Linked DNA regions of Homo sapiens: all the other regions are linked to region 3. Evidence: chromatin loops called from intact Hi-C (ENCODE). Cell type or tissue: thyroid gland. All regions are shown on one strand. Each heading gives the region's core, and the rest is flanking DNA. Links, peaks and the distances in the headings are about the cores only. Region 1 has its middle 21 kb from the start of LINC01671. Region 2 overlaps PDE9A (phosphodiesterase 9A). Region 3 has its middle 13 kb from the start of PDE9A.

What was found. Peaks named below come from ENCODE experiments on the same cell type or tissue, not always from the same donor. Only the 100,000 strongest peaks of a DNase experiment are listed, where the experiment ranks them.
Region 1: it touches region 3 in a loop (2.7-fold over the local background); 21 of 110 quality-filtered maps call a loop at or near these places.
Region 2: it touches region 3 in a loop (2.2-fold over the local background); 4 of 110 quality-filtered maps call a loop at or near these places.

Annotation. Positions count from the first base shown.
Region 1 is chr21:42,588,138-42,599,226 of GRCh38, reverse strand. No RefSeq gene overlaps it. Among named protein-coding and RNA genes, the nearest start is that of LINC01671, 21 kb to the left of the region's middle. RefSeq lists enhancers at 7,027-7,974, 5,015-8,465. In thyroid gland, for the core only: a CTCF peak has its summit at 5,790 (motif pointing left); a DNase peak (open chromatin) is centred at 5,786.
Region 2 is chr21:42,692,619-42,697,618 of GRCh38, reverse strand. The region is part of intron 3 of PDE9A (phosphodiesterase 9A); the gene reads right to left. Among named protein-coding and RNA genes, the nearest start is that of PDE9A, 41 kb to the right of the region's middle. In thyroid gland, for the core only: no CTCF peak of the experiment used is centred there; no DNase peak of the experiment used is centred there.
Region 3 is chr21:42,634,943-42,646,031 of GRCh38, reverse strand. No RefSeq gene overlaps it. Among named protein-coding and RNA genes, the nearest start is that of PDE9A, 13 kb to the left of the region's middle. RefSeq lists an enhancer at 7,739-8,635. In thyroid gland, for the core only: no CTCF peak of the experiment used is centred there; a DNase peak (open chromatin) is centred at 5,345.

The DNA.
Region 1 (11,089 bases), core at 2,684-7,683, 47 kb after region 3:
AGCAATGTGAGAACGGACTAACACAGAGGGTGATGAGGGAACATTCTCCCAGTGGTCATCCCCTCTGTGTAAGTGGCTGTGAGGTTAGAAGATCTCTGAACCCATGGGCAATGGCCAACGACTTTGCCGGCTGAACCCAGAATGGGAGCGATGTGGAGAGTGGGGATGGGCAGTCAGGGATGAGGCATGGGTTGGACGTGGGGGAGTGGGCAGGAGGTGCAAAGATCTGTGTGTAACAGGCAGGTGCTCCCAGAGAGCACCTGCCGCAGAGGAGGCCTGAACGACCCCTAGGGAAGGTCAGGCATGGCTGTTTGGGCCAAGCGTGATGGGATGGTTCTCTCTCTCCATGGGGGCTCAAGGCTGCCGTCTCTCTCCCTGTGCCATCCTCTGCTGCCTCCTTTCCATGACCCTTGACCCCAAGGGAACTTCACGATGAGCCTCCTGCCTGCTAGGGTCTGAATCTGAGTCTGTTTCCTGGGGACCCGCCTACCACACTGCCACCCTCCCAGAGTAGAGAAACCAGAAGTAACTGACCAGTGCTGACATCACATGGCCATCCCAAGGTCAAGCTTCTTCCCCTCACGTATGAAGAACATTCTCTCTCTCCCACCTGAAGTTCCCGCCAGTCCTACCTGAAGTTCCCACCAGTCCTGCCGGAAGTGCTACGGCTGCCCTGGCGATCTAGGTGGTCTCTCCATTGTGGGTGGTGTCCAGTGGTCCTCAGCGGGTCTGGACAGGCCCTTTCTGGACTGGAGACCTATGAAGTGGAAAGACAAGTCATTCACTTTTCCTACCTGTTTACTATGAAATGTGGGAGCAGAGACAATAGCAACCAGCCCCCATTCAGAGAGGGGCAGAGTGGCAAGCACATGGCAATCGTGGAGTGCGGCCAGCCGGAGATCCCAGTTCGGTAGGGGACACTCCCTGATGTGGCCCTAGCTCTCCTCCCTAGGCAGGCCCCAGTCCATGTTCTTGGTGGCAGTGACTGGCCCTTCCTTTGGTCTGTCCCCTGGGCCACCTGCGTCCCAGGCACTGGAGAGTCCCCACTTTCTCAGCCTCTCTGCCACTCCTCAAAGAATGGGAGCCCTGGGTTATTCTCAAGTTCTCAAACGATCACAAATGCAGTCTGTGAATTCACCCGCTGGGGAAAATGTATTTGTAACCCCCACATCAATACTTGGGGCACTCCGGGTCACTGGACACATACAGGGAGGGGGAAAGTTTAAGACATAGGATGTGCATGTTCCCAGCTGAGGTTGCACACAGTGACGTTCTGCCTTCTCGTTCTAGCTCATCCTGTAAACACGGGTCTTTCCATGGTCTCCTTAGTGACTTTTTTTTTTTTTTGGGTGGTTTTGCTGTCTAAGTTGGCCCAAGCATAGTGATGATGTGGTCCTAAGCACTGGGAAGCCGGGTGCCATGTGCCAGACAGAGAAAAAAGGCATCTTAGAGAAAGCTTCAATGTTAATGAGTCAACAATATTACACAGGTGTCTTTAAACAGAAACACACATAAAACAAGATCGTGTGTGGATTGATGAAAATTTAGTGACCAGAGCTCTCAGGAACCTTAACCCTGTCTTTCTCCTAGGAGCATGGTTCATTCATCTCTAAATCCGTGTTTACAGTGACTTTTTAGAACATAAACTGCTACAGATAATGATAATTGATGATTTTCTTCTAGGTTTATAGGTCCTTTGGTGTTACCATCCTCTTAAAAATGCGTTTGTTCGGCTTCTTACTGAAATTATGGAGAGAGACGATTGCAGGCCTCTCGAGGCGACAGAGCTTACATAGGAATGCCATACCCTTTGTCTGTTTTTCCCGAGCCATTGTGTCCACCTGACATGATTCACTTCGGTCCATTCAGACATTGTAATATTATCTTATATATAAAAAAAATGTATAAAAAATGTGGACAAAACCCCATATAGATGTATATACATATATGTATATGTATATATACATACATACACATATGGCTTAATATATGCATATATGTATGTATATACATATATATATATATGGGGTTTTGTCCACAGTTCCTGGCTTATAACTCCCACAGCCCTAACAAACAGAATCTCTCTCCCTGATCTTCTTCTGCCCTCTTTTCACCTGCCTTGGGCAGGTGGAACCCTAATCTGCTTGTGGGTCATAAGCCCCTCATTCCAGAGGGGGTCCTACCCCACACCCTGGAGGAGGGAATGCTGCCCAGAAAAGCCAAGAAGAATGTGGCCAGACAGCCTCGCCGGGTTTAGACCATATCCTTTTGGGCCAATCATATTTCTACATGGTTGTCAATCATGCCCACCCCATGCATCTCCATGAAAGGCCCAAGAGGAAAGGGCTCTTCAGGATGGCTGAACACTGACCACACAGAGGCTCCTGGAGGGTGGCCCCTGGGGAGGGCATGGAAGCTCTGCACCCTTTCCCCCATACTTTGCCCTATGTGTTTCTTCATCTGTATCTTTTGCAATGTCTTTTATAACAAACTGGTAAACATAAGTGTTTTCCTGAGTTGTATGAGCTGCTCCAGCAAATTAATTGAACCCAGAGATGGGGTTGTGGGAACCCTGATTTATAGCCAGTTGGTCAGAAGTTCCAGAGGCACAGGCTTGCAACTGGTGTCTGAGGTGGGAGGGGGCAGTCTTGGGGACGGAGCCCCCATCCTATGGAATACAAGCTCTCTCCAGGTAGAGTGTCAGGATGGAATTACAGGACACCCAGACGGTGTCTGCTGTAGTGCTGACTGCTTGCTTGCTGGTGGGGAGAAATCTCCACATATTTTGGGGTCACAGAAGTCTTCTGTGCTGATTGTTGTAGTTGTGTGAGAGCAGAGAAAAAAAGATTTGAGTTTTCTCTTAAGAGATGTGGTGGAAGTGGACATGAGGCCATGGCTTGATTTCCCTCTTGAAGACGTTGAGCTTTTGTGGCAGCTGTTGCTTCAGGCATCTTTCCATTTTACCATTTTGCTGTTGGTATTTGAGGAGCTTCTGTTTAGTCCTGCACGTTCCTGAATTGAACTCTCCGTTCCCTTTCATCCTGGCTTACAAACCACATAATTACTTTCTGAGTGCATCATTTCCTTATAATATCTTTCTAAAGCAATCCAAAGGCAAGCAACACCCATTACTACTAACATCGTTTCCAGGCCCCTCCTCTGGAGCTGCGATTTTGTTAGGTGTGAGGTCGGCTTCCCACAGCGTCACAGGCACAGTGCTGTAAATGAGCCACCTCTGCCCACTGAGCACCACCCCGGCCTCCCCGTGGCCGTCCTGTCACATTGGTTACCCAGTTACTGGGGGGCTACTGGGCTGGGGGACTCTGCCTCACACTGCCACGCCTGGACCAGGCTCACTGAGCAGCCGACGTGTCGGATGTTGCCAGTCCCCATGGCCAAGGGGAAATGGCTCTGCCACATGACCCATGCCCAGCCCAGAAGGTTCACGTGTCAAAATGTTGGCCAACATGGTAGGAGGCTGGGAGCGGAATTGCTGCAGGAGCCTAGAAGGGGCAAGAATTGGAAATACTTGGCAGAAAGCATTAGTGACTTTTACAGAGGACTACAGAGATGGGGCATTCTTAGAGGGGACAGGCCTGCTTGATCCATGCCCCAGGGTGAGGGAGACTGAGCCCCACAGCATGGGCCTGCAAGGTGGTCTGGAGGGCAGACACCGTCTCTCAGTCCTGCCCTGCCCCACTCCGCTGCACAGGGTGGTGTCTGGATGGTGGCAACTCTCAGCTTACGGGTTGCATGCAGCAAGCCTTGGCGTGGACGCGGTCACAGACCTGAGAGGCCGCAGCATTCCCTCCAGCACCCCGCTCCAAGGATCCCAATTCAGGCGGGAGTCCTGGATTTTGGCTCCAGCGTAGTTTGGGAGCCCTGGACGTGCTCAGCCCAGCCTGCTTCCCACGCTGAGCTTGCAAATGGCTGGGGAGGCTTTGGAAGAGAGCCGGGTCTTTCCTGCAGGGTGACAGCAGTGCCATCAACTTGCCGCCCAGTTGAAGGCCCTCCAGGAGTTCCCTATCCTGATTGAACCCACCCCAGCTCCTGTGAGTCACTGGCACTTGGGTGGTTTTCTTGCCTTTCATATAATTTGGAGGCATGTATTTCTCGTTTCCTCGGCAGTCTGGAGACATTTTTTTTTCATTTCGTACTGCAGTTTCTAAAAATAACGTTAGTGGTAACTTCAATTTCTTACTCATTTCTCTCCTCCTTCAGTAGGAGGCGAGGGGATTTAGAGTCCTGCTGCTGAGGGGATGCCAGGGGACAGAGCACCCGTGGCTTGTTCCTCTCACAAGGGTCCACCCTCCTGCCTCATCCCGGTGGCATGTGTGTGATCACCTGGGGACAGTCCAGGCAGGGCTCGTTCCCTCCTGCAATGCCACCAGGCACAACCAGCATCCCCAGAGGGCTCTGATAGGACCCTGATCCTGAGGGCTGCGCTGTGCCAAGTCACGTGGCCTGTCGGGTCGTCAGTGGCTTCGTTCGTCTGGAAAGTGGAGAACCCTGGTGATCTTCATCCATAGAACAGGAGGCTGGACAAATGGCTGTGTAACACGGCAGCATTGTTTGGGTGCAATGGTATGATCCAATAATTTGCTTAAAAATACGTAATAAGGCTGGGCATGGTGGCTCACGCCTGTAATCCCAGCACTTCGGGAGGCTGAGGCAGGCAGATTACTTGAGTCCAGGAGTTTGAGACCAGCCTGGCCAACATTGTGAAGCCAACATCATGAAACCCCATCTCTACAAAAATACAAAAATTAGCCAGACATGGCGGTGTGAGCCTGTAGTCCCAGCTGCTCGGGAGGCTGAGGCAGGAGAATCGCTTGAACCTGGGAGGCAGAGGTTGCAGTGAGCCGAGATGGCGCCACTGCACTCCAGCCTGGGTAACAGAGTGAGACACCAGCTCAAAAAAAAAAAAAAAAAAAAAAAAGCAAACCATATGAGATAAAATGAAGGCTTACATGGTAGATTTGAAGCAGGAAAGGCAGGCTGTTGACAACTGTCAAGGCTGAGGGATGGGATATGGTGCATATTAAGCTGTCTATTTTTATGTACCCATGAGAATTCCCATAGTAAGAAAATGTGAAAAGAAAATCATAAAACGAAATCACAAGCAAGGCTGGTTTGTTGCAGCCTTTTTTGGGTTGGATTTGGGTGAGTCTAGGCTTCCCAGCAAGCTCGAGGAAAGGACAAAGGTCGGGCTTGTGGCCTGGGTCCCGGCCCTGAGCGTGGAGTCGAGTGAGGCTTGGCTCCCACCCCTGAGCCGTGGACCTGGTACCTGGGTCCTGACCCTGGTCAGCCACAGCATGGCTTTGGGAGCTGAAGCAGGTCACCCTGTGAGGCTGTTTCTCCACTTTTTACTAAAAGGCGGGGACAGCGAGGCCTCAGAAGGAGCCCTGGGAGGAGGGGGTGGCGGATGGGTGGGGAGTGGGTGCCCCACGAATATCCTCTTGCCCCCATCCTCCCTCCTCGGCCAGCCCCTGTCCCCGGAGCCCCCACTCCTGCCCTCCCCTTCTATCCTAAAGCCCAGGCTGGCTCTGGATACATTTGATTTCTGATTTGTCATTAAATGTGACAAGCGAAGCCAGAGGACCCTCTGACACCCAGGACTGAGTGCAGCCCCAGGAGGGGCTTGCCGGGGTGTGGTGGAGGGGGCAGTGTGGCCCAGCTGGGGCGGGGGTGGGGCCAGGGCCGGGGTCTCCCGATCTCTGGATATTTGAGCTGCGGACCGGACAGGATACGCTCCTCCACGGGGAGGGCCTCAGTGAGCCGGGGCTGGGGGGCCCTCTTGTGGCAACAGAGGGCCTGGGTTCTAGGTAACAAAGCAAAATCAAAATCTGGGAGCGGCCTTTCGGGAGCCCAGGCAGACGCAGCTCACCGGTCCCCTGAGGCCACCAGCCCAGCAGGCTGCAGGGAGCCTGGATCTGCAGGCGGTGGCCGAGGCCATGGTACAGCCCACCCAGCGTTCACCCTGCGGTCCGTGGCGATGGCCGAGGTCCTGGAGTACTGATGAGAGGTGCCCTCCCAGGTGCCAAAAGGAGCTTCTGCAGACACAGTTCCGCGTGCAGGGCTCCCGGCAATCGAAGTGCAGGGCCGGCCTGGGCCAGAGCACAGGTGAGTGCAGACATAGGCTGCCTTTACAAAAGGCACAGAGCCGTGGCCGGAACCCCTGGGTCTGGTCTCCACGGCTGCTTTTGGGGCCTTAGTTTCCTTATCTGTCACATGGCCTCTGAAGCTGCTGTCAGCTCTAAATTGTGATTATTGGACCAAAGTTGAACCTGTTACTCTTCTCTGAGAAGTGGCTTTCCCTCTGGTCCTCCCATTTCTGACTCTTCTCACTTACTGCAATTTTCCAACGGCACCTCCCTCCAACCCCTTCAGTCCCCATTGTGAGAGTCACGTCCTAGGGCTCATCATTGGCCATGCCCGCCGGTCTCCAGAACCTCCGCTCCCAGGACCTCACCCACCTCCCATCTGTCCAGATCAGCCCCCAGCAAGCTTTCCGGCCACTGGGACCACTCATTCCCCACTCGCTCCATCATCCACCTCTTCACCAGCCTGAGACCAGGCTTGGGTTTCCTGGGGCACCAGCCTCGCCTCTCCTTTCACGCTCCTGTCCCTTGTCCCTCCAGCCTTAGTGGTATGGAAAACCCTGATCCTGGTGAAATTGGTGAAATCAGTGACCCTCTGTGGCCTGTGCTCCTGAACTTCCTTCCTGGACCTCCTCTAGGGTCTGGAATGGCCTTTCCTTAGATCTGCAGGGTTCATTCCATCACACCCTTATCCCATCCTCGAAGACGACCGTCAATACACAATCATACACCCCCCGCTCCTGCCCCAGACTGTTTACTGTTCCTTTGTTAGTCGTCTATTGCTTCCCCTAGACTCGACTCCATGGGGCCGATTTGGCTCTCCCGGTTTATTACCGTATCCCTGCGCTTATTCTCAGGGCTTGGCAATACGAGTGTGCTGAATGAATGAACAAGCAAATGAATGCTGCTCTTCTACCATCAGGTTTGGAATCATGGCTCTGGATTTGGGTAAATTTTACAACACCAGGCACCCAAGAGGTGTCTTCATGGGGCTGGCTGCAGAGTGGGCCGTTCTGAAGGCAGAGCTTCTAGAGCTGGTGACCTTGCTGTCCCTAAGGCTGTGGTAGGATGCGGGGCTCACACAGAGTGGCTGCAGCAACTCTTGGGAAAATGTGTTAAAAATACAACTGTCCCAGGAAGAAACAGCCTTGGAATAGAGTGTTTACATTCTTTTTGGTACTCGCCTTGACTTTTAAAATGAACTTAATTACTTCTGATTTTAAAGATAAGGCAGGTCCCTGTAAAACAGGTAGACAATGCAGAAAGACGATGCATCCTCCAGGTTCAGCCAGAGGAACAGAACCAGTTGGAGATCACACGCACACGTGCACACACACGCACACACACATGCACACACATGCATGCACACACACGCACACGTGCACACACATGCACGCACACACACGCACACACACGCACACGTGCACACACATGCACACACATGCACATGTGCATGCACACATGGATGCACACACGGACACATGCATGCATACACACATGCACACTCATGCACGGACACACACATGGACACACACATGCACACACACACACATGCACATGTGCACACACAGATTCACTTCAAGGAACTGGCTTATGTAACTGTGGGGGCTGGCTAGGCAAGTCTGAAATCCAGGGCAGGTGTCAGGCTGGAAACTCTCAGGCCAGAGCTGAGGCTGAGTCCACGGGTGGGATTTCTCCTTCCTCGGGGAAGCCTCAGTTTTGCTCTCAAACCCTTCAACTGACTGAACCAGGCCCACCCAAGTTATGGAGGATAAATCTCCTTTAGTTAAAGTTGATGGATTGGCGATGTTAAGCACATTTATAAAATGCCTTCACGACAACATCCTAAGTAGTGTTCACTTGAATAACTGGGTCCTAAGGCCTGGTCAAGAGGGCGCAGAAAACTAACCCTCACAGACATGAACGGAGCTCAGAAGGTACTGACACAAATTAGTTAGAAAGAGACAAACGGCCCAGTAGGACAGTGGGCAAAGGCTGTAAAGAGGAGAGGCGCGGCTGAGGGGATCCACATGGCCCACCAGGTAAAGTCAGTTAAAACCCCCGGGGCCAGAATGCCGTTTCCTCATAAGGGCTGTTTCCGGAGTGCTGGTGACATTTGATTTCCTGCCCGGGAGAGCGCTTGCATGGGTGTGCAGTCACAGCTAGTTATTAAACTGTGCGTAAAGGCTCTCGGGGCCCTGGGGGCAGGCTCTGGGTTCTCAGTAAGCGAGTAGGGGGACCACAAGCTGGCACTGGATCCTCGGGGTCTGACCACAACAGGCTGTGGGGGCGTCCTGCAGCCTCATCCTCCTGAGCAGGATTCCTGCCTCTCAGGTGTCCACCAAAGTACCCTGCGCTTGTGACACGGCGCCCTCAGGTCACACTGGTGATTGCTGCTGCTGCCCCAACCCGCTAGCCAGGCCAGAGACACCTTTGGCAAGGCACGGCTGGGCCAGGATAATCGGCAAGTTTCAGGCCATAAGCTTATTTTGCCCAAAAGCAGTCAAATTAGTCTAAGGCAGTCCCTCTGAATTCCAGGGAATCCCTGCACACTCTCACACACGTGTGAATGCCTCAGAGCCCTCGGGGAGCCATTTGGTGCTATCAGGAAGTCATCAATAAAATACCTGAAGAGAAGACAAGGAGAAAGGATGACTAGGCCAAAGCTAGTGAGGCCTCTGGATTGAAAAGGCAAGAGGAAAACGCAGGCATAGATATAAACAGGGTGGCAGGCCCAGTGCAGGTAAGGGGAAACGCATGCGTGGATGTAAACGGGGCGGCAGGCCCGGTGCAGGTAAGGGGAAACGCCTGCGTGGATATAAACGGGGCGGGAGGCTCGGTGCAGGTAAGGGGAAACGCCTGCGTGGATATAAACGGGAATGGAGGCTCGGTGCAGGTAAGGGGAAACGCCTGCGTGGATATAAACGGGAATGGAGGCTCGGTGCAGGTAAGGGGAAACGCCTGCGTGGATATAAACGGGAATGGAGGCTCGGTGCAGGTAAGGGGAAACGCCTGCGTGGATGTAAACGGGGCGGGAGGCTCGGTGCAGGTAAGGGGAAACGCCTGCGTGGATATAAACGGGAATGGAGGCTCGGTGCAGGTAAGGGGAAACGCCTGCGTGGATGTAAACGGGGCGGGAGGCTCGGTGCAGGTAAGGGGAAACGCCTGCGTGGATATAAACGGGAATGGAGGCTCGGTGCAGGTAAGGGGAAACGCCTGCGTGGATGTAAACGGGGCGGGAGGCTCGGTGCAGGTAAGGGGAAACGCCTGCGTGGATATAAACGGGAATGGAGGCTCGGTGCAGGTAAGGGGAAACGCCTGCGTGGATATAAACGGGAATGGAGGCTCGGTGCAGGTAAGGGGAAACGCCTGCGTGGATATAAACGGGAATGGAGGCTCGGTGCAGGTAAGGGGAAACGCCTGCGTGGATGTAAACGGGGCGGGAGGCTCGGTGCAGGTAAGGGGAAACGCCTGCGTGGATATAAACGGGAATGGAGGCTCGGTGCAGGTAAGGGGAAACGCCTGCGTGGATGTAAACGGGGCGGGAGGCTCGGTGCAGGTAAGGGGAAACGCCTGCGTGGATATAAACGGGAATGGAGGCTCGGTGCAGGTAAGGGGAAACGCCTGCGTGGATGTAAACGGGGCGGGAGGCTCGGTGCAGGTAAGGGGAAACGCCTGCGTGGATATAAACGGGAATGGAGGCTCGGTGCAGGTAAGGGGAAACGCCTGCGTGGATATAAACGGGAATGGAGGCTCGGTGCAGGTAAGGGGAAACGCCTGCGTGGATGTAAACGGGGCGGCAGGCCCGGTGCAGGTAAGGGGAAACGCCTGCGTGGATATAAACGGGAATGGAGGCTCGGTGCAGGTAAGGGGAAACGCCTGCGTGGATGTAAACGGGGCGGGAGGCTCGGTGCAGGTAAGGGGAAACGCCTGCGTGGATATAAACGGGAATGGAGGCTCGGTGCAGGTAAGGGGAAACGCCTGCGTGGATGTAAACGGGGCGGGAGGCTCGGTGCAGGTAAGGGGAAACGCCTGCGTGGATATAAACGGGAATGGAGGCTCGGTGCAGGTAAGGGGAAACGCCTGCGTGGATATAAACGGGAATGGAGGCTCGGTGCAGGTAAGGGGAAACGCCTGCGTGGATGTAAACGGGGCGGCAGGCTCGGTGCAGGTAAGGGGCAACGCCTGCGTGGATGTAAACGGGGCGGCAGGCTCGGTGCAGGTAAGGGGAAACGCCTGCGTGGATATAAACGGGAATGGAGGCTCGGTGCAGGTAAGGGGAAACGCCTGCGTGGATGTAAACGGGGCGGGAGGCTCGGTGCAGGTAAGGGGAAACGCCTGCGTGGATGTAAACGGGGCGGGAGGCTCGGTGCAGGTAAGGGGAAACGCCTGCGTGGATGTAAACGGGGCGGGAGGCTCGGTGCAGGTAAGGGGAAACGCCTGCGTGGATGTAAACCGGGCGGGAGGCTCGGTGCAGGTAAGGGGAAACGCCTGCGTGGATGTAAACGGGGCGGGAGGCTCGGTGCAGGTAAGGGGAAACGCCTGCGTGGATGTAAACGGGGCGGGAGGCTCGGTGCAGGTAAGGGGAAACGCCTGCATGGATATAAACGGGAATGGAGGCTCGGTGCAGGTAAGGGGAAACGCCTGCGTGGATGTAAACGGGAATGGAGGCTCGGTGCAGGTAAGGGGAAACGCCTGCGTGGATGTAAACGGGGCGGGAGGCTCGGTGCAGGTAAGGGGAAACGCCTGCGTGGATGTAAACGGGAATGGAGGCTCGGTGCAGGTAAGGGGAAACGCCTGCGTGGATATAAACGGGGCGGGAGGCTCGGTGCAGGTAAGGGGAAACGCCTGCGTGGATGTAAACGGGGCGGCAGGCTCGGTGCAGGTAAGGGGAAACGCCTGCGTGGATGTAAACGGGGCGGGAGGCTCGGTGCAGGTAAGGGGAAACGCCTGCGTGGATGTAAACGGGAATGGAGGCTCGGTGCAGG
Region 2 (5,000 bases), core at 1-5,000, 54 kb before region 3:
CCCTCATCTTGGATTTCAGCCTCCAGACTCTGAGAACTCAATGTCTAGCTGTTTAAGTTCAGACAGACTGAGACACTGCAGTGTCAGGTAGTTGTTAAGAAGATGAAGACAAACATGCAAGTATTCACCTGGTGGGACGCCCATGACTCCTTACTAGGTAAAAACAACAAGTTACGGAGTGATGTATAGAGAATGAGCTCATTCCTGGAAGAAGAAACACAGTGAATATGGAGGGGTATACACACCAAGCTGTTCATGGTGATTAACTGGGGGCAATACATGTGGTTTGATGGTTACAGGTAACGTGGAAAATCTTTACAATTTTAAACACCAATAATGTGAAAAAATAAAACCTGTGTGGCACTGACCTCCCTGCACTTTGGGCCCTTTGTCTGTAGGGCGGTGAGGCTGAGGTTCTCGGGAGAGCCGGGCACTGTGGACTTGCCAGCTGAGCCCAAGTGCTGGGGACTAGAGGGCCCTCTGTCCCCTTGATTCTCCCCTCACCCTATGAATGACCTCACTCACACAGAATGTCAAGAAGTGAGCCCACACCCTCTCATCTCCCACCACGTGCCTGCGTGGGCTCAGGAGAGGCCCTGCCTCAAAAGGCCTTTTAGTGGTGGGTCATTTGGCACTGGAGGGCTCATTTCTCCCCAGAGACTTGGTCATAAGAGGCACTGGGCTTGAAGCGTGGCCCTAAGTGCAGAGCAAAGTCCTCCAAGCTCCCCAGGTGGAGAGGGCACTCGGTCGTCATCGGGACTAGGGCCCCTCTAGCCCCTGATGCCTGTGCTCAGCTGGGCAAGTCCACAGTGCCCAGCTGTCCCAGGAACCTCAGCCTCACTGCCTTACAGACCCAGAGCCCAAGGCGTGAAGAGGCCAGGTGCTTTGCTGATGGCCTCAGTGTGGCCAGTGAGGACCCGTGCCAGGGTTGCCTAGGAAGGGCCTGGGCTGGGAGGACAGAGTGGAGGGTGGGCAGCAGAGAAGCCGGGTGTGCTGGGCTCCTCTTGGATCCTCCTTCCTTCCTCTTCTCAGTGTCTCTCCGGCTCCCACCATGAGAGCAGCCCTGGAAATGGTGCAGTGGGTGGAGAGAAAGCCAGGACCTGCGTGGGCAGCAGGAAGGGGCTTTGCCACCCTGGCTCCCCACTCCTCTCCGACTTTCTTCTCCTGTGTCTTCTCTGAGGAGCAGCAAGGACTCTTTCTTCTCCTCCTTCCCCTGCCCCTTGTCCCTAGAAAATTAATGCTGGAGGTGGGGGGCGGGTAGTGACCAGGCGCAGAGAAGGGCTCCAGGAGGTGGGGCAAGGGCTGGAGGGAGAACAGCATGGATCCCACACAGTGCCGGCGGGGACAGAGCCAGAGAGGCGTGTCCAGCAACTTCTCCCACGCAAGAGACTCAGAGGAAGGTGTCCTGGGGACCTGACACAAAAACAGGCTTACCAAGACAACTTCCCCTCATACAGGGGCACTGGGCCTGCTCATCCACCCAAATGGAGTCCAGCCCCCTTCAAGCCCATTCAACCAATTCAGAGGCCAGCCTCTCCGAGGAGTCTGGTAAGCTGAGGGCAGGAGCCATCACATCAGCAACAGAGGGAAAAGTGGACGGACAGGGAGCCTCTGTGAATGCTCCAGGAGGCTGCAGAAACCTTCCTGGCCCTTGGGCCCAAGATCCTTGGGTTGCATTTCTGGGCCACTCAAGATCAGTCTTGGCTCCCAGATGCTTAATCCTTTGGCTTCTCACAACCCGTTATGTTGCTCCCATGAATGAGTCAACTCTTGGCTCAGTCTCAATGGAGCTGAATCTTCATCATGCTCAATAACAAATTAACACAGGAAGCACTCCCTCTTTGGAAAGGATAAGCTTGCCTCCAGCTTCTACTGTATTTGTCTTTTTCTAAGATCTAACTGCCTGGGCTCTAAGACCTCTTTTAAAACACATTTAATAGGAGGAGGAGGAGGCCTGGAGCCATTCTGGAATATAGAAAGCTTTTCTCTAAGCCAGAATGGCCGAGAATACTGGCCCTGCATGCACAGAGCTCAGCCGGTGGAGAGTCACCTGCGGCACAACTTGGCCGAAACCGGGAACAAAAGGAGCAATGGTGTGTGTCGCACGGCGCCGTCCTCTGGCCCTCTCCCCTCTGTATGTGTCTCACCACACACCCCACTTTCACTCACGCTACTGAGGTGTCTGATTTATCTCCTTCCACTGCATCTTGAAGCAGTAGTGACTGGGGAATGGAAGGGGTAGGGTTGTCAGGAAGCAACGCCCATGTTAGCTGGATGTCAGGATCTCCAGAATGTTCCCGGATTGGAAAGGAAAATGACACCAGATGGCTCAGAGTCCCTCCAAGGAGGAATGCTGGAGCCTTATTTGATCATGGTTGGGCTATGACTTTTTATATTTGTTGGTCGTTAGGTTGTTTAGTCATCAATTATTTTTCTTGCCAGCTCTAAAAGGGAGTGGAAGCCAATCAGCCTATTTTCCATATTTTCCATGATGTAAACGTGTTCCAGGTTATTTCAAATGCCGGCTTGAGCGTGCTCCAGATTGCACCAAACGTCCAGGAGCATAGGAAGGGTTAGGCAGCTGCCAGTGGATCCCCAGCCATAGGAGGGGCCTTTGGATTTGGGGCGGGGACAGGAAGATTGGCAGTGTGCAGAGGGGGAATGTGCTTGGAGGTTTGCAGAAGGGGAGTGCCCGCTGGGCTGGGGTGGGCATTCATGCAGCTCAGCAGATTGGAGACAAGTACATTATGGTGGATTGGGGCCAGACATCCCAATGCGGGGGGCTGGAGAGTGTCCTGTAGCCAACAGGCCACTGGAGAACTCCATGCTGGGAGTGATGGGATGAAAGTGTGTTTGGAGCCTATTTTTCTGGAAGGTAGCAGGACTCAAGGGAGAGATAACTGTGAGGGGTAACAGGAGGCAGAAACCAGGAAGTCCACCTGTGAGATGCGGTCCACAACAGGAGCCAGCCACCAAAATCTAAAGGATGGCATTAAGGCAAGGAGTATTTTGAAAGAATAATCCAATGCAACAATTTGTTTAGTTTGGAATGAGGAGCAGAGAAGAAGCTAGAGTTTTAAGCTCTAAGAGACCGTGCAACCGGCATCACCCCTTCTGATCAGGATGGAGGTGGTCTGTCAAGAGCCCTTGGAATTTGGAGATTTCATGAAACGCCCACCCTATGGCTGTGAATCTGGGAAGAATCCAAGCAAGCTAGGTGCAACCAGCCACCTGCAGGAATCCAAGCATGCCAGATGCAACCAGCTGCCAGCAGGAGAGCCTCCTCCAAAGACATGGTTCCTGGGCCTGAGGCTGGGGGGACAGTGAGGTGACCAAGTCCACACCAAGTCACTGCAGGTGACTTCAGAAGTGGAGGAAGTTAAAGAGAGACACAACCCAACCAACCCACCAACCAACCAACCAACCAACTGCTGACGTAGCTTCTGAGCTAGAGGGAGAGGGCTGCTGTCTGCTAGGAAGAAACAAAGAGTTTACCCAGCATGTTTCAGCAAGGGAAGGCCCTGGGTCTGGTAGACATAAGCTTCTGGTCACCAGAGGGTGGGGTAGAGTGGTTTCTTAGATTTTCCAGACCTTATATCAGCGGTTAGTCCCCAGACTGTGTGCTGGAATCACTTGCAGAGCTTTAAAAAAAAAAAATCTCTTAAAAATCTGGACTTAATTGAGGGGTCTGGGCATCAACTGGTACCTTTTAAAAGATTCCTGGGTGGGCTGGGCATGGTGGCTCACGCCTGTAATCTCAGCACTTTGGGAGGCTGAGGTGGGCGGATCACCTGAGGTCAGGAGTTTGAGACCAGCCTGACCAACATGGAGAAACCCCATCTTTACTAAAAATACAAAATTAGCCAGGTGTGGTCGTGCATGCCTGTGATCCCAGCTACTTGGGAGGCTGAGGCAGGAGAATCCCTGGAACCTGGGAGGCAGAGGTTGCAGTGAGCTGAGATCACACCATTGCACTGCAGCCTGGGCAATAAGAGTGAAACTCTGTCTCAAAAAAAAAAAAAAAAAAAAAGTAGGACGCGGTGGCTCACGCCTGTAATCGCAGCACTCTGGGGGGCCGAGGCAGGTGGATCACGAGGTCAGGAGATCGTGATCATCCTGGCTAACATCCCGTCTCTACTAAAAACACAAAAAATTAGCTGGGCGTGGTGGCGGGCGCCTGTAGTCCCAGCTACTCGGGAGGCTGAGGCAGGAGAATGGCGTGAACCCGGAAGGCAGAGCTTGCAGTGAGCCGAGATCGCGCCACTGCACTCCAGCCTGGGCGACAGAGCCAGACTCCGTCTCAAAAAAAAAAAAAAAAAGATTCCTGGGTGGTTGCAATCTGCAGCCAGGGTGGAAAGCCACTCTTTAGTGGAACTAGCTTACAGGGAGTGGTTCAAATAAGAGCAGGCGTGTGTGCTTAGGACGCCTGAAAGCACAAATTGACGGGCATGCGTCTCGCTCTCAGGCATTCTCTGCAGGAGCTCAGGCACCTGTGTGGAAATCGGGGCAGTGAATTTCCAGGCCCCGTGGGTCACCGTGTCAGGTGGGGCTCTGAGCAGCCACCTGCCCAGCCTTCCCACGGCCCCTTTTCCACGCAGCACCATAGTCACAGCAAGAAAGTCAGCAAAGGATGCCGGCTCCCTCCTGGACATGTGGTGAGGGAATGGCTGCAGCATGCGGCCGGGGGGCGGGAGAGAAACGGTGAGCATTCCCGAGGCCTCGCACCGCGGCTCCGGTGCAGGAAGAGTGCGAGGAGCAAGGCGTGCGGGCCCCGAAGCACATCTCTGAGGATGGCCGCATGTCACCAGGCACCGAGTGGAGGAGAGGAAGAGGGGAGAAGCCAAGGGGGAGGCAGGGCCAAAAAAGAAAAGGCCAGTAACGTCACCTGCCGGCGAGGGAAGAGGGACGGAAGCGGGAGAGAAAAGCCCCTGGGTCAGAAGAGCATCAGTGGCGTGTCCCGGGCCAGCCTCGTCCTCCTCACTGGGAACCTGCAGAAAGCC
Region 3 (11,089 bases), core at 2,631-7,630:
CTGGATCCCTGGAGCAGACCCAGGAGCTCCTCCCCGGGTCCCTGAGACCCCCAGCACGCCTCGGTGGTGCCTGCTGTGTGACCCTGGACAACCTGTGTCTCCTCCCCAAGCCGCAGATTTTTCATTTATCAAATGAGGATGACAACGAGCAACCCGAAAGCTGAGGATTAACTGGGAGGATGGGAGCGTGCTGCAAATCCCTCAGCCCGGGGCCTCCTGGGAGGCTGCCATGCGGCTGTCCCCAAGGCTCCCACCCTGTGCGCTGCAACAGTGCTGGTCCTGCCCACTCTATAATAAACTTGCTGAGGGCAAGGACCGAGGGAGGCTCCTGGGGGCCTCTCTGGCAGAGGCAGGCCCCACACTTGGAGCTGAGTGGACGGCCAGTGTTCCATCAGCGAGTGACTTTGTGCAACCTTGCTCCTTCTGTACAAAGCTCGTCTGCCTCTGACTTCATTAACATTAAAAACAATACGAAAAGCCAACTCTGCACCCCCCACCCCCTTGGGCTAAAATGGCTTTTCTGAACTGGAGAGGTGCTGCCTCCTGCAAACCCCAGGAGGCCTCTGTCCCCAGCCACGGGCCTGTGACTCTCTTGTCGCCTATGTCCACTGGAGCTGGGTCCCCAGATGCACACACGGAGGCCACGTGCCCCAAAGGCAGTTACGGGGCTCTGCTGTAGCACGTGACCTTCTCGGCATGAGCTGGGGATAGCGCAGCTGGGAAGATAACCTTGTTTTGGTCACGAGGTTTTGCCATCAGCACGGCCACCTGGGCCAGAGTGCTTTGCGTGTCAGGATGGTCTCTAAGGTGGGAGCCCTCCCCATCCCCTTTGCGCAGCTAGGCCTAAAGATGCTTAACTCTCTTCATGAGGAGCGTGGCCCACCTGCAACTCATCTCCCACCTTCTATCTCATTCCAATTTCTGGATCGCTGACTGGTTTTCAATTCACACTTCCTTCCAGTGACCTGGGCTGTTCTCTGGGCCAGCCCACTCCTTATGAGCCAGTGTCTGAGTGTGACTGACAGGCACCCTAGGTGGGGCTTTGGGGCCCTTTGGTGCAAGTGAACCCCACCTCTCGAGCTCGTTGTGGTTTATAGGGCTGCGTTTTTTGTGGGAAGACCGAGGAACGATGCTTAGAGAACTGGAGGAGGGTCCAAGCAGGCCAGGCTGGGGCGAGCTGGGGGCCCGAATGCTTCGGCCACAGTAGCCTGGAGGTTGATTCTTAGCCCCCCACAGGCACTTTCAGCTCGCCAGCCAGCTGGTGTTTCTGTAAGAATCTCATTTCCTCCAGCCGCAGAAAGTTCCTTGGTGGGAAATGACCTCCTGTGAGAAGCCAACCCAAAAGGCAGGGGCCTTTCTGTGTGGACCTCTCAGGCCGGCCCTGGGAGAGTGGTGGGCGTCTGAGTCTCTTTTTAGCATCCCTCGCCTCCGGGAGCTTCCCAAGGTGACCGTGTGAGCAGCTGCAGATTATAAGTGAGGGTCAAGGCTGATCCAAGAAGCCAAATGACCCCTCTGCTCAGGCCTGACTCCAAATTGAGTCAGCCATCAAAAGTGCAAGAAACTGCAAACTGATGATGTCATTTCCAGAAATAGGACTTGGAATCCTAACTGTCCTCAGACCTGAGCTCCATCGTCCCTAACAGCGTAGATCCATAGGTCCTGTCATTCCCACTCAGTAGCAAGCTGTGTACAGAGGGCTGCGTCCTGTTTATTTTGAGTGACTTGTGCAGTGCCTGTCACATTCCTTTAGAAATGGACTGAATGAATGCTAGTTTTAGGTGCAAGAGTTTGTATTTATTTTAGTGAAAGAAACTGTGGCCACGCTTTATCCGATTAATTTCTTTCTTTTTTCTTTTTCTTTTATTTTTTTCGAGACAGTCTGGCTCTGTAGCCCAGGCTGGAGTAGAGCGGCAAGATCTCAGCTCACTGCAACCTCCACGTCCCAGGTCCCGGTTCAAGCAATTCTCCTGCCTCATCCTCTGGAGTAGCTGGGATTACAGGCACATGCCACCATGACCAGCTAATTTTTGTGTTTTTAGTAGAGATGGGTTTTCACCATGTTGGCCAGGCTGGTCTTCAACTCCCGACCTCGTGATCTGCGCGTCTCAGCCTCTCAAAGTGCTGGGATTACAGGCGTGAGCCACCACGCTTGGCCTCCGATTAATTTCTTAAGGACCACCTGCTCCCATGAGCAGGAAGCCGCCTGCTGGAGGCCCTCTCACTCCTACCTGTCTGAAACACCAGGTGTTTGCTCAGGTCAGAGGGGGTCTCTGACCCTTTCTTGCAGGGAGAGCACAGGGCTCCTGCCAGCCCGCTTCTTCTATTGCTTTCTGAAAACACAAGCAAACAGACCCAAAGCACCCCTCCCCAAGCGTGTGTAAGATAATATTTCGCAGATTGCAGGATTATAGAAAACTGAATTCTTTATTGGGCACAGTGGCTCACGCCTGTAATCCCAGCACTTTGGGAGGCCAAGGTGGGTGGACCACCTGAGGTCAGGAGTTCGAGACCAGCCTGGCCAACATGGTGAAACCCTGCCTCTACTAAAAATACAAAAATTAGCTGGACATGGTGGTGCGCGCCTATAATCACAGCTACATGGGAGGCTGAGGCAGGAGAATTGCTTGAACCTGGGAGGCAGAGGCTGCAGTGGCCTGAGATCGCACCATTGCACTCCAGCCTGGGCAACAGGGTAAGACTCTGTTTAAAAAAAAAAAAAAGAAAACCAAGTTCTTAACAGGTAGGAAAATTCTGTTCCTTTATTTTTCTTAGCAGTGGAGCCCTTGCTGGCATTTTCTCATTTGAGTAATTTGGATCTGAGAGCCCGGTGGAGTGAGGAATACCCAGTGCCTTCACCTGGACGTGGTCTCCGGTGGCCCAGCTGCAAGCGCCTCCCCTCAGAAGGGTCCCTCTCTGAGGTTGCAGCTGCCTGGGAATGGCTGTTGTCAAGATCCCCAGCCTTGAGGGACCATTTCCTTTCTCTTCTTCTGTTCTCTCATTCCCTTTGGATTTGCTTTCTAAGCACTGTCCAACCTGCGGCCTGCACAGTCGTGTGCCTTCCCCTTCTCTGGTATGCTCAGGGTGGGACAGGGCACTCTGGAGTTCAGTCCTGGATGCCCCAGTCCTCGGGGGCCGGCCCATTCTCACCACCACCTTGATGTTCTTAAATGAGGGAAAACACTGTTCTGGACCAGTTTAGACCAGGAGAGGCTGCAGTGTTTCGAAGAAGTGTCTACTGAAAAATTACATAAGGTGGGAGACGGGGAAATCTCAAGGATTTGCCAAGGCGAGGAAGCATGAGGAGGAGACGACCTGTGCCTGGCCAGGATTCCACCAAGGCCAAGCTGAATGAGGGGTCTTCCAGCCCCTGGGCCCCACCCAAATTCAGACAATAGCAAAAACCTTCAGTGAGTCTGGATCAGGGTGAGGCATTGGCTCCGAAGCTGGGAGTCGGGAGCAGGAGTTGGGGCTACATGCAGCTGGGCCTTAGCTCCGAGGAGTTTACTGGCAGACAGAGGAGGGAGGTATGTAAATGAGAGAAAATACCCTAGCCCCCGGCCACCCAACCCTGCACAGCCGCAGGACATGACAAATGCTATCTCCAAAAGAGGTGTGCAAAAAGCTCCATCAGTAAATAAGACAAGCAGAGCTCTACCAACCTGGGACTTATATTTTGGTGGGGAGATAGACCATAAACAATTGATAGATGTCTAATGTCAGGGCAGAGATAAGAGCTCTAAAGGAAAAAAACAAAGCTGAGAAAGGGGATAGAGAATTCCTGGAGCTGCTGGTTTAGATATTGTGGTCCGGGCACGCATCGTGGAGATGACATTTGAGCAGAGAGGTGAGTCAAGTGAACGAGGAGGAGACTCTGGAAGGGAAGGCCAGAGGCAGCGGGTGCTGGGCAGGGAGATGGTGGAAAGAAGCAGCCAGGGACCACAGTGGGTCAGTTTTCTCCGGATTGGGGTTCTGTTCTAGGCATGACAGAAGCCACTGGAGGTGGCAAAGGCATGGAGTGAGTGGAGCCGACTTAGGTGCAGGTGCACAGAGAGGTCTGCGGGGTGGCTGTGCCAGCCAGCCCTGGGGTCTGAATCCAGCTCTTACCTGCTGGGGACACTGGATACACCCCTTAGCCTTCCCGTGCCTCAGTTTTCTTCTCTGTAAAATGGAGCAGTAGGACCCTGGCAGGGACGATCTGGTATAAAGTGTGGAGAGCATTTCGCCCACACAAACGATGCTGTTATCCTGCCTTTGCTCTCTTCTCCCTGCCTCCTTTCCTGCTTTCTAACATATGAATAGAATCTGGGCTGCTTTGCGGTGGCCCTGTGAGGTCCGCATTCTGTGGAACAAGCACTAGATCACCGTTGCCATGGCAGTTGCAGTTTCTTTCCCCCTCAGGAGCGTAGGTTTACGAATTGCTGAAGAGGCCCCTTTAGAGTGAGTCGAGCACTCTAGAGAAAATTTCTCTCCCTATCAGGGGAATTGCAACCATTTCTGGAGCTAATTCCACGTCAGGCATCTGGCTGTTGGGAGGAGGATCCTCCGGGGGCAGCTGAAATCTCCGAAGAATTGCAGAGGCCTGGAGCGCCCTCCCCCCGTGTCATTCCTTGCAGCCTTCATGGGTCCTGCTCACCCCACAGCCAAAGCATGCACTGGGCTGCCCTGTGGGCACAGAACGAGCACCGTTCCAAGGCTGTCTTCCTGGCAACCACAGTCTACATTTATTTGACATTTGTTCGGGAGTAGCTCTGTGACTGTGCTTCTGAAACACATCGGTGGACGGCGGGGGGGGGGGCGGGGGGCGGGCGGTCGTGGCCATTGCTGCTTTCAGATAAACTCCCTTTCAAAGCACAGTGGTAGGAGCAAATCTAATAGCCCACCAGCAAAACGTTAGTTATTTTAAGGCAAGCCGGTCCTCAACCATCCTAATAAACAAAGAACAAGGAGCTTTGGCCACTGTGCACAGGGAAGCCCGGTGCTTCAGAAACAAACAGATTTGAGCTTTTCACTGATGAGGTGCCCAATACAAATTTCAGTTCATTATTGGATGACACCATACATGGCTCTCCAAAGCTTTTTTCTTTTCCTGTCTAAAACACAGGACTAGCAAATCTTGCTCGTATCTCAGGTGTGTGAGAATGCTTTCAGCTACAGAAGAAGGAAGCTCAGGTCAAATAAACTTAAGCAAAGGCTATGTTTTGACTCATAACTAAATAGTCCAGAGATTGATCTGGCTTTAGACGCCAAGTAGAATCAGGGACTCAATTTCCCTCTCTCCCCTCCCCTCCCCCAAAGGCCTTCCCCTCCCGTATGGCCAGTATCAGGGTTGGCTGGCTGCCCAGAGCTCACACCCTACCAGCCTCATAACCTTGGTAGAAAGAGAGTAACTTCCCGAAAACTTCATGAGAAATGTTCTGGAGAGAACCCTGAGGGCAGAGCTGGGCCCCCGGTGAGCCATTTCAGTGGGGGGACTGGGTGCCCTGAGTGCTATGGTGGGGTCCCCTCTAAGCAGTAATACCCAGGAGTGGCAGGTTTAATTCACTAATTATATTTTTAAAATCAAATTTTTATTTTAGAACTATTTTAGATCTACAGAAAACTTGCAAGGATAGTGCATGGAGTTCCCATAGACCCTACCCCAGTTTTACCACCTTCCTTCAGGAAGTTACACTTGTTAAAATAAATGAACCAATACTGATACTTTATTATTAACTGAAGTCCATGTTTATTCAGATTTCCTTTTTGTTAAACATGTCCTTTCTCTGTCCCAGGATCCCATCCAGGACCCCACATGACATTTAGTCGTTCTGTGTCCTCAGCTCCCTTTGGCTGTAGCGATTTCCTGGCCTTTCCTTGCTTTTGATGATCTTGACAGTGTTGAGGAAGCCTAGTCAGGTACCTTGTAGACTGTCCCTTAGTTAGTATCTTCCTGATGTTTTTCTCCTGATTAGACTGGGGTTAAGGGTGTTTGAGGGGGAAGACCACAAAGGAGCAGGGCGATTGTGGCCAAATCATGTCAAAGGCACACACTTCCAAAGGAGTCCTTCCTGTTGACGTTGACCTTGGCCACCTGGCTGAGGTGCTGTGAGTCAGGCTTCCCCACTGTAAGGTCACCCTCTCTCTCCCTATCTCCAGGCCGTGTGCTCTGGAAGGGAGTCACTGTGCACAGCCCACGCTTAGGGTGGGGGGTCCACAGCACCTCCTCGAGGGGGCGTCTGCCCACGTCATTTGGAATCTGGCATGGGACATTTGTTTCTTCTCCCCCACGTATTTGTCTCTTCCACCATTTTTGTTTATTCTGTATGGACTCATACTGTGGGCTACAATTCCATACAACTTTACTAAATGTTGCTCCCAGTGTTCCAGCATTGGCCATTGGGAGCTCCTTCGGTTGGATCCTGTGGCCCTGTGACACACCCCATAAGTGAGCCTGTTTTCCTTCCTGTGTTTTTGAGCACTTCTTTTTATTCTGGCACTTACAGGGCATTCCAGGCTCATCTTGTATATTTCCTGCCCCAATTGTAGAATCAGCCATTTCTCCAAGGAGCCCAGGTTCCTATTCCTGGAGAGGGTATTAGAAACCAAGGCCTGGGTGCTAGGTGTGCTTGTTGCTACTGGGTGTCCCTGCTTCTAGGCCCTCTCGGCTGACAGAGCAAGAAAGCATTGCGTGTACACTGACATGGGTATGTACACATATCCATAACCAATTCCACATATGGCCTCCGTGTGTGTGTGTGTGTATGTATGTATATATATATATACACACTCTGTGTGTGTATGTATATATTATTTTTTGAGACGGAGTCTCGCTCTGTCGCCCAGGCTAGACTGCAGTGGCACAATCTCGGCTCACTGCCACCTCTGCGTCCCCGACTCAAGAAATTCTCCTGCCTCAGCCTCCTGAGTAGCTGGGATTACAGGCGCATGCCACCACGCCAGGCTAATTTTTGTATTTTTAGAAGAGACGGGGGTTTCACCATGTTGGTCAGGCTGGTCTCGAACTCCTGACCTCATGATCCGCCCACCTCAGCCTCCCAAAGTGCTGAGATTACAGGTGTGAGCCGCTGTGCCCAGCCTCTGTGTGTATATTAAGTCAGATGTGAGCTCCTATTGGTCCCTTCAATTCTAATCCATTGCCACATGGACCACCCCAGCCTCCTCTTGCTCATGTGTTACCTCCCCCCCAGCAGTGAAGAAGCTGACCAAGCCACCTGCCATGCGGTGCTGAATTGTGTGGTTCCAACGTTCATGTGCATGGAAGTTTGGAGAGCCAGCCAGCCGGGGGATGGGCGCACAGGACCTAGCCACCTGAATGTGGCGGCGAGGGAGGGTGGGGGAGGGGCACATCGGATGTGACTGCTTCCATTTAGGGAGTCCGGGTGGGACCCTGTTCCCGGCTCCAAGGCCGTGGCTGCAGAACAGTCCCTCCTCCCCGACCAGGAGGCTGAGCCCCAGCAGTGTTTGAGGAGCTAAACTTCAGCCATGAAATTCATGGACAATTGAGCCACTCCTCTGCAGAATGTTCCATAAGGGGCCCGGAGAGCTGCTCATTTCCTCCTCTCAGCCCAGGCTGCACGCCGCGGGTCTGCTTCGAGGCTCAGATGATAGGAAGGATGTTTTCACGTGTGGGAGGCGAGGAGTGTGCCCAGCTCCACAAGCCAGCAAAGGCTGTGAGAAAACATATAAAGACACTGGAAGGGGCTGTCAGACAAGCCAGAGAATCTTTAACCCAGAGAGGGCGTGAAAAGAACAGAGACCCTCCATGGGCTGGAAGAAGACCATGCGTTAATTTTGAGTTAAGCTGTGAGCCTCCTGACGAGAAGCCCAGGGTTAAAACGGAACTCGCAAGCACAATGTTGAAAGGCACCTTGTTCTGCCTGTCGTCCAAAGTGACTGCCTCTTTGAAAAGTCCCCAAGCCAGACTGAGGGAGCCTGGTTAGGGCCCCCAGAAGTCCAGCCGGTAACACTGGTGCATTATTAAAGTATTGGGTGCCGGGTCAGCTCCTGGAACAGGGTTCCCTCTGGGGTAGCGCTGAGGCTCTTCCTGTTGGCTTTGTCCTCCTGCAATGGGGCTGGGCGGGTGAGCGTGGGGGCAGGCTGCCCTATTGGCTGGGGTTGTCCTGCACTGTCAGCTGCAGCTGTAGCCAGGAGCCCCCCTGTCTGAGGCTTGAGAGTCAGCGGAGCTGGCCTGGGTATTTTGGTCAAAAGTTGCCCAGCACGATCCATCAGGGAACATGTGACGTCCTCGTGCTATGTGACCCTCAGCACCAGTTGTCTGTTGACACCCGAGCTGTCCTTTGCCGATTGCTGAAGGGTGAAGAAACCGTCTGCCTCTTGCGTTCCCTTCGCCTCTCCCATGCAGCGCAGACGCTACGTCGCCTCATGGTCACACGCCCCCTTCCCATCTAGGATATGTCGCTTCTTATCAGAATTCGCAAGTGAGATCAGAGCTCAGCGCTGTGGTACTTCTGAGAAGGAGGTGTGGGTCACTGGAGTCAGCTTTCCTCGTGTGTGTGCACACGCGTGTGTGTGTGTGTGCATGTGTGTGTGCATGCGTGTATATGCGCGCATGTGCATGCGTATGTGTCTGCGTGTGTGTGCATGTATGTGCGTGCGTGTGTCCATGTGTGTATGTGTCTCTGTGTGCGTGTGTATGTGTGTGTATGTGTCTGCGAGTGTGTGCGTGTGTGTGTGCATGTGTGTTCGTGCATGTGTGCATGTGTATATTTGTGTGTGTGCATGCGTGTGCATGTGTAAGTGTGTGTGCATGTGTATATGTCTGTGTGTGCCCGTGTGTGTGCTGTGGAATACCATGCACGAGCTGGTTTAGCACCAGTGGGAACTGGACACGAGTGTCTTATTCTGGCTGAGGCTGATTAAACTAATCCCACCTACAAAACACATACAGCCTCCGAGGCTTACTCCTTGAAAATCTCATAATTGTGGCTTAAGAAAATGCATAGTCCTTTAATACTTTAGAAATATTCCTTTGTCTTATTTTGCAACTTAGATTGATCCTTTTAAGAGATGCTGTGATCAGGCACATGGGCCTGATGTAATTATGTGCATGGGCTGCATGGTAAAAAATGATACCAACCCATGCTCACAATAAATGCCATTATTTGTCCTTCTTGACAGGTTGGTTTAATACGCTGGCCTTGTGCTTTAGAAAAGAAAAGACAACGGTGTATGAAATGGCACAAAACTGAAAAGGCAAAAACGTCTTTGGAAAATTACGCAAGGCTTCTTCAGCTGAGTTATGATGCTTGCAGGCTGTAATTAATATATTACACAATAGTACATTGTTACAGTATTAGTGTTACAGAACATGAAAACAACCATTTGCTTCAGTGGAAAAGCTACTCACCGTTGGGAATTTATCACTATGTGGAGGAAATATCTAGTGATTTGACTCAATGTAAACCTTTCCACTGACTGATTTGATGATCTGCAGACAGAGCTTTAATGAATCACTGTTAAATCTACTTAGCTGCCTCACGGAGGAAGGAAAAGAACTGTCTTTAAATAAACAAAATGAAAACCAGGGAATATGCACTAAGGTTCCCTGTGTTCTAATCTGTGCTTTAACTGAGGGGCAAATAAGAAACACTGCTGTGGCCAGTGAGGGTTGCCCTGCCTGCCCGCCCCAGGGGATGATGTGAGGATGCTCCCCTCGGCCCCTCTGACCAAGGAGCTGTTTTGCCCTGGGTGAGGAGGCGATCTGCGCAGACCTCAACAGGAGGCAAGGCTTTCTCAGTCTCAGCATTTGCAGCTCAGTGCCACTCTGTGTTTCTGCATGAGCCTCTGGGAGAAGAAGCCAGGGAGAAGTTGAAGAAGAGGTTAATGTTACAAGCCACAGGCATCTGATGGGAGGATGCTGGTGCTGAAAGAAATAGGAGAACTTATTAATTTATCTTAAATGGGCAGGTTAATGGATTGATGGACTCATGGATGAACGACTCATGGATGCATGAGTGATGGATAGGTGGATAGGTGCTCAAATGGATGGACGCATGCATAGATGTGTGCATGAATGCTTAGATCTGTGCATATATGAATGTATATATGTAGCTTGGGTGGATGCATGGGTGGGGGAACAAATAGATGGACAATGGATGGATGGAGAGATGGATGTGTGCATGAATGCTTAGATCTGTGTATATAGGGATGTATATATTTGTGCTTGGGTGAATGCGTGCGTGGGTGAATGAATAGATGAACAACAGATGGATGGAGAGAAGGATGATGAATGGATGTGTATATGAATACTTAACTCTGTATATATGTATGCTTAGATCAGCATATATGTATATTTGTTTGCTTGGATAGATGCACATGTGGACGGATGTGTGCACAAATGCTAAGATCTGTGCATATATGTGTGCTTGGATGGATGCATGGGTGGGTGGATGAATAGATGGACAATGGATGGATGGAGAGAAGGATGATGGATGGATGGATGTGTGCATACGTGGTTAGATCTGTGTATACGTCTATGCTTGGATGGATGCATAGGTGGGTGGATGAAAAGATGGACAATGGATGGATAGAAGGATGATGGATGGATGTGTGCATAAATGCTTAGATCTGTATATATGTCTATGCTTGGATTGATGCATGGGTGGGTGGATGAATAGATGGACAATGGATGGATAGAAGGATGATGGATGGATGTGTGCATGAATGCTTAGATCTGTGTATATGTCTATGCTTGGATTGATGCATGGGTGGGTGGATGAAAAGATGGACAATGGATGGATGGAGAGAAGAATGATGGGTGGATGGATGTGTGCATGAGTGCTTAGATCTGTGTATATATGTGTGCTTGGATGGATGCATGGGTGGGTGGATGAACAGATGGACAATGGATGGATGGAGAGAAGGATGATGGATGGATGGATGTGTGCATACGTGGTTAGATCTGTGTATATGTCTATGCTTGGATGGATGCATAGGTGGGTGGATGAATAGATGGACAATGGATGGAGAGAAGGATGATGGATGGATATGTGTATACGTGGTTAGATCTGTGTATATGTCTATGCTTGGATGGATGCATGGGTGGGTGGATGAATAGATGGACAATGGA